Regions from separate parts of the Homo sapiens genome. Here region 2 is linked to region 1. Evidence: chromatin loops called from intact Hi-C (ENCODE). Cell type or tissue: transverse colon. All regions are shown on one strand. Each heading gives the region's core, and the rest is flanking DNA. Links, peaks and the distances in the headings are about the cores only. Region 1 overlaps PYDC2-AS1 (PYDC2 antisense RNA 1). Region 2 overlaps FGF12 (fibroblast growth factor 12).

Region 1 (2,917 bases), core at 250-2,749:
CTCTTCCCACAGAGCCTGGAGGGCCTCAGAACCTCACCTTGGGTCTTCCTAATGGCTTCTAGAACAGACCTAATCTTGCTAGTGTCTAGCTTCAGAAATCTAGTTTTCCAGAACCTCATTCACACAATTCCAACTGTTTCTTCTGACCTTAGAGGGTTCAATTTAACTCTTTCTTCCTACCACAGTAGAAGGAAGGAACACAGACATTATTCTCAGAGACAGGATCTCGAGAATTTATGGTTCCCCCAAAATGTCCAGTGGCTGTCAGAAGGAGCCTCCTTTTCTTTAAGAAAATTCCAGTGTTTTTAATTGTGAGCACTTGCCTTCACTCGAAGCCCCCAAACCCTAAGATGATTCCTGGCATTAAGAGGATTTAGGGGCCAGGCCAGGTGCAGTAGTTCACACCTATAATCCCAGCATTTTGGGATACCAAGGCCGGCAGATCACTTGAGGCCAGGAGTTCGAGACCAGCTTGGCCAACATGGTGAAACCCGTCCCTACTAAAAATACAAAAAAAAAAAAAAAATAGCCGGTGTGGTGGCAGGTGTCTGTAATCCCAGCTACTCGGGAGGCTGAGGCAGGAGAATCACTTGAACTGGGAACCAGGAGGTGGAGGTTGCAGTGAGCTGAGATTGTGACACTGCACTCCAGCCAGGGTAAGACAGCCAGACTCTGTCTAAAAAAAGAAAAAGACTTTGGGCTATAGAATTAGGTATGGTATCCCCAATGTCCCCAAAATCTGTTCAGCTACTTAGCAGTACATCAGGCCATCTCTGAAATGCTCCAAAGTTACAAAATTCTCAATCATTTGTGAATTCTGATGGAGCCCAGAATTGTTTCTGAAGCTCACAGTAGGTGTAGGAACACCCAGTGATTAACCCTAGGTCCTTCTCTGAAGGCCAGGTTGTCCAGAAACCCCATGAGTTTCCTCCTTCATCACATAAGGGTGTGTGCACCCTGAAGGCAGAATCAGCACCTGAGCTACTTCCAGGTCAGTGACGGTGTCCAGGCTGCCCCCTAGAGCTGATTGGTTGTGCCCTGATTGCCCCCAGAAATCTTTTACCTTATCTTCTCATGGGAAAAAAAATCCCAGGAAGACCATAGCCCTAACTGCCACTGGAAGCACTGGAATCCAAGATAGAGATCTCAAAGATTTCTTTAGCTTTTCTGGAGTAAGTAGGGGCTGTCACATGGCCTCAGCTTAGAAGAAAGGCCAGCAGTCATTAGCCAGTATTCCTATTGAGTTTATACATGACTGTGAAGATCTAAAGGTTGGCACAAGGATTCACAGATCAACTCTGGGTGAGGTTAATGCTATCAAGAATTAGCCCTAAACCTGCAATTATAGATTGTAATCTGGCCATATTCAGAGACCCTCAATTCTGAGATCTCTAGAAACTTGTCCTAGTACTTCTCTAGGATAGGCAAAAAAGCCCTGTATATAGCAACTCTTAGGCTTGAGAAATTAATTATAGTGAAACAGAAGGCTTCTAGGTGAACTTGGCCAGCTTCTTGGGAAATGTTGACTTTATGTGAAAAAACACCGTATGTCTGAATATCTCTCTCAGTATCAGGTACCTGATGTCAGAGGTTTTTACCACAAAAACAAACAATAACAACAAAATCTTACAGTTACCCAAAAACCCTATTATCCCCACAGTGAGACATCCAAAGAAGAAATGGCTCTGCAAGGCATACACAGAGGGCTGAATGTTTGTGTCCCTCAAAATTCATATGTTAAAATCCTAGTTCCAACATGATATATTTAGAGGAGGGGCCTTTAAGAATAATTAGGTCATGAGAGCGGAGCCCTCTTAAGTAGGATTAGTGCCCTTACAAAAGGGACCCTCTCACCCTCTTTCTGCCATGTGAGCCTACCATGAGAAGTCAACAGTCTACAAACGGGAGGAGGGCCCTCGCCAGAACTCAACAATGCTGGCACCTTGATCCTGGCCTTCTAGCCTCCAGAACTGTAAGAAATCAATTTCTGTTGTTATAAGCTACGCAGTCCATGGTTATAGCAGCACGAGCTGACTAAGATAACACAGACCATCCCTCACAGTACAAAGGGCCTTCACTGAGTAAGACCCAAATGTCTTCCAAGGACCTGGGAATCCTGAGCCATCTTGCAGTCAGTCTCACAAAGGTTATTGTTACCTTTGTGTCAGATTTGTTACTTCCTTAACAAAGGTCTGCAAGACCAACTACTTTTTCTTACCTTTACTCAAAAGTAAAGTATGTTTGCTATAACAATTCAAAAGGAAATATAGGTGTTTATAAAGTAAAACTAGGTTTCTCCCTTCTCCACTTTCTCTGGGGAAATCTGATATGTATTTGTTATATTCTTTTCTATGATATATATATTATATATAAAATATCACATATAACGAATATATAGGATATTATGTTTTTAACATAAATTATATCATAAACACACACACATATTGAAGTGTTTCCATGTTCGTTTCACTTTGTCTTTTTAAATCAATGCGTCAGTAGCCATTTTCCACCTTATCTTTCTCCACCATCGCTCTTAGTTAATAATTTTCCTTTTCATCAATAAGTTAGGTAATCATGAGGGAACTTTCACAAAAACCCTCCTACCAACAACTATGTTCAGATTCTCTGCCTTCTCTCCTATTCCTATGGCTGCCAGGACACTGCCTTCTCCTGGTTTTCTTCCTTTACAATGGGTCACTCATTCTCAGTCTTGATTCTGGTTCCACTTCATATTCCCAAGCTCTGAAGTGTAGAGTGTCCCAGGATTCATCCTTAGACCTCTTATTTTCTCAAGAGACAATCAGTCTCTAGTGATCTGATCCAGTTCTGTGGGTTTCAATGCCATATCTACACTGATGCTTCCAAATCTCCATATGAAACCTCTTTCCTAAACTTCAGAGGAATGTGTCTATTTGTC
Region 2 (2,917 bases), core at 331-2,830, 1.0 Mb before region 1:
TTAGCGTTGCAGTTCAGGACAAGGTGGGGGCTTACCCACACTTCATGACTCCCACATAGAAACTCTTGTTTTACATTCAGCCCTGTAGAGGTGCTTCTCTCAAGCCAACCTGTTCTGTTTCAGTTCTTTTGAAACCGGGGGGCTTTGTAAAGCCAGAGAGCCTGAGAGACTAAGAGGCTTTGACATGTTGAAGCGCATGCAAACTGACTTTCTTGGTCACACCAAAAGACTCCACTCCTACTGGTCAAGCACAAACGTTGTTATTGGAATACTCACAAATCATCAATCTTTGACATGAATGTTTCCTTCCTTAGTGGAGTCTGCCTGATTACAGCAGCAAACCTGGTCTCCTGTCTGGGTACCCTTCCCTGGCTTTTACCCTTCAGAGGCTGAAGCAGAAAGAGGCTTATTAATTAGTGATTTCACTGCACTGGCACCAGGAAATACGAAGAGCAGGAATCCTTAGTTCTGCCTCTGGACTGGATAAGAGGAGCCAAATCTATTTTCCTGCATCCCTGAAGATGGCTTCTTCTAGATTGGCTATAAGTTTCCAGAAGGCTTAACATCAGACTTTTGTATCCATTTATACCTTCTCCAATTAATTTAAAAGATGATAAGTGCAAGCCTTAAGTCTCACACATGCAAACACTGCATACTCTTTGTTCTTAATGATTTTAACATCTGGATGAGAGGTAAGAGTAGAGGGTCATGAGCTATCGTTGTAAAGTTAGAGGAAGGAAGAAGAACCAAAGGTGGGAATAATACTCAGTTAGAATCAGAGATGCTTTTATAGCACATGTGAGATTTTTTAAAGGACAATAGGATCTCATCAACGGGTGAAAATGAGTAAAATCATATCCTTCAGTTTCAGGTGTCTATGTGGTTGGTAACTTGTAAAATATGTACAAAAGGCAATTGAAAATGAGAGACTCAAGCTCAGTATATTTGCAGATGTTCGAGGAAAAAAGTTGGATTCATCACTATAGAAAGGACTTTTTTAGTCAGTTGAGGGGATATGACTGCCAAAGAAGAACAGAATTCAGAGAACACGTTTATTCAGGGACAAAAGAAGGAAGGAGAGGCAGGAAATGAAGCTATACAAGGGAGTGGGCAAAGAGTAGGAGGCAGGCCCTGATGCCCAAGGAAGCTGGAGACTTTAAGTGAGAGGGATTCTCCAATAAAGCTTCCAGATTACAAAGAGACTGAAGGAATAGATTTGGAACTGGGGGTTACTAGCAAGTAATTTGCTCACTGTTTTTTTTTTTGTTTGTTTGTTTTGTTGTTGTTGTTTTTTGAGATGGAGTCTTGCTTTGTCGCCCAGGCTGGAGTGCAGTGGTGTGATCTTGGCTCACTGCAACCTCCGCCTCCTGGGTTCAAGCAGTTCTCTGCCTCAGCTTCCTGAGTAGGTGGGATTACAGGCACCCACCACCACACCCGGCTAATGGTTTGTATTTTTAGTAGAGATGGGGTTTCACCATCTTGGTCAGGCTGGTTTTGAACTCCTGACCTTGTGATCCACCCACCTTGACCTCCCAAAGTGCTGGGATTACAGGCGTGAGCCACGGCGCCTGGCCAGTTTGCTCACTCTTACACATTCCACTGACTTCCTTAAACCTTCTGGCTAAAAGGCGATGCTACCTCTCAACTAGTTCTCTACACAAATAGCATTTTTTGTTAGCTCCTTGTATTTGATGAACTTCTTTAACAAAGATGATAGTATTTCTATTTTCCTAATGATTTTGAGAGTGGTATTGTTAGTATTTTTTTGTAGTCTGCAATCCTATCACAGGCACTTCCTCTAGTCGCTAGCCTTTTATTTCCTCCATTTTCCCAGAGTTCTCCCTGCTCCCCTGTGCTTACTTAACTATGCCCCTTCTACCCGGCTTCTCTTGCTGCAAGACCTTTTAAGGAATTATACACTATTCATTCATAAGATGCAATTCAGACTATATCACTCTCGTCCTTAAACACCTCCATAGCCTCTAATTTTTAGAAAGAAAAGCCTGAGTTTCTTGGCACAGCATAGAGTGAGCACTCAAGAAATTTTTTACGTAGATAATTTCATACATTAATCTTTGTGTCCTTTCATATCTTCCCACCTTTGTGTTCTCCAGCACTGGAACACAGTCTGTGTTGGGAGACAGCAGTTTGCGTATAGTCAGCTACCCAAAAAAGGGGGATGCGTTCTAGTTTTTTCTGGGAATGCCACCTTAAGCATAACTTCACCTAGAATTTCAATCTACAGGGCAAGAAATTGTTGATCAGACAGGCTACTCAGAAACATGTATAATCTTAAAAGTATCTTGAACATGCAGTTATTTTGGGAAACTGACATTGTGCAATCTAACCCAGTGGCTGTCCAGCCTGGATACACCTTAGAAACACCTGGAGAGCTTTGTAAAACTACCGAAGTCAAAGCCTTGCTCCAGACAAATTAGCTTATTCATGATTGCTCGTTTACAACGGAGGTTTTCCAATTGTGGGCCCCACATCAGCAGCATCGGCAGCACCCAGGAGCTCACTAGTACTAAAATCTCTTGACTCCTTTTGAATTGGAAATCTGGAAGTAAGGCCCAGCGATCCGTGTTTTACTAAGCCCTCCACTTGATTCTGCTGTGTATGACTATTTGAGAACCCCTAATTTACAGCAGTAAGCTCTGATTCTCAGTACCACTGTATCCCAGAGGCAAAGCTAGGCGCAAAGGAAGGTGAATGTTCCTCTCTGGTATGGTACTGCTCTACAACAAAGTATCTAATTTTTGGCCCAGGAGGCTTCTCATCTTTATTAATTTAAGTGGGATCACCATCTACAATGGGAGTGAGCTTCTTGTAGACATGGACTATGACAGTATTGTCCTGAGGTCACGTTCTTCTGTTTCCTTCAGAGCTCCAACCCCTAGCACGAGGCCTGGCGTGA

What was found. A loop is a pair of places that touch in the nucleus more often than their neighbours do. Peaks named below come from ENCODE experiments on the same cell type or tissue, not always from the same donor. Only the 100,000 strongest peaks of a DNase experiment are listed, where the experiment ranks them.
Region 2: it touches region 1 in a loop (10-fold over the local background); 10 of 110 quality-filtered maps call a loop at or near these places.

What each region holds. Positions count from the first base shown.
Region 1 is chr3:191,431,277-191,434,193 of GRCh38, reverse strand. All of the region lies in intron 1 of PYDC2-AS1 (PYDC2 antisense RNA 1), which reads right to left. Among named protein-coding and RNA genes, the nearest start is that of PYDC2-AS1, 7.2 kb to the right of the region's middle. In transverse colon, for the core only: no CTCF peak of the experiment used is centred there; no DNase peak of the experiment used is centred there.
Region 2 is chr3:192,436,068-192,438,984 of GRCh38, reverse strand. The region is part of intron 2 of FGF12 (fibroblast growth factor 12); the gene reads left to right. Among named protein-coding and RNA genes, the nearest start is that of FGF12-AS2, 77 kb to the left of the region's middle. In transverse colon, for the core only: no CTCF peak of the experiment used is centred there; no DNase peak of the experiment used is centred there.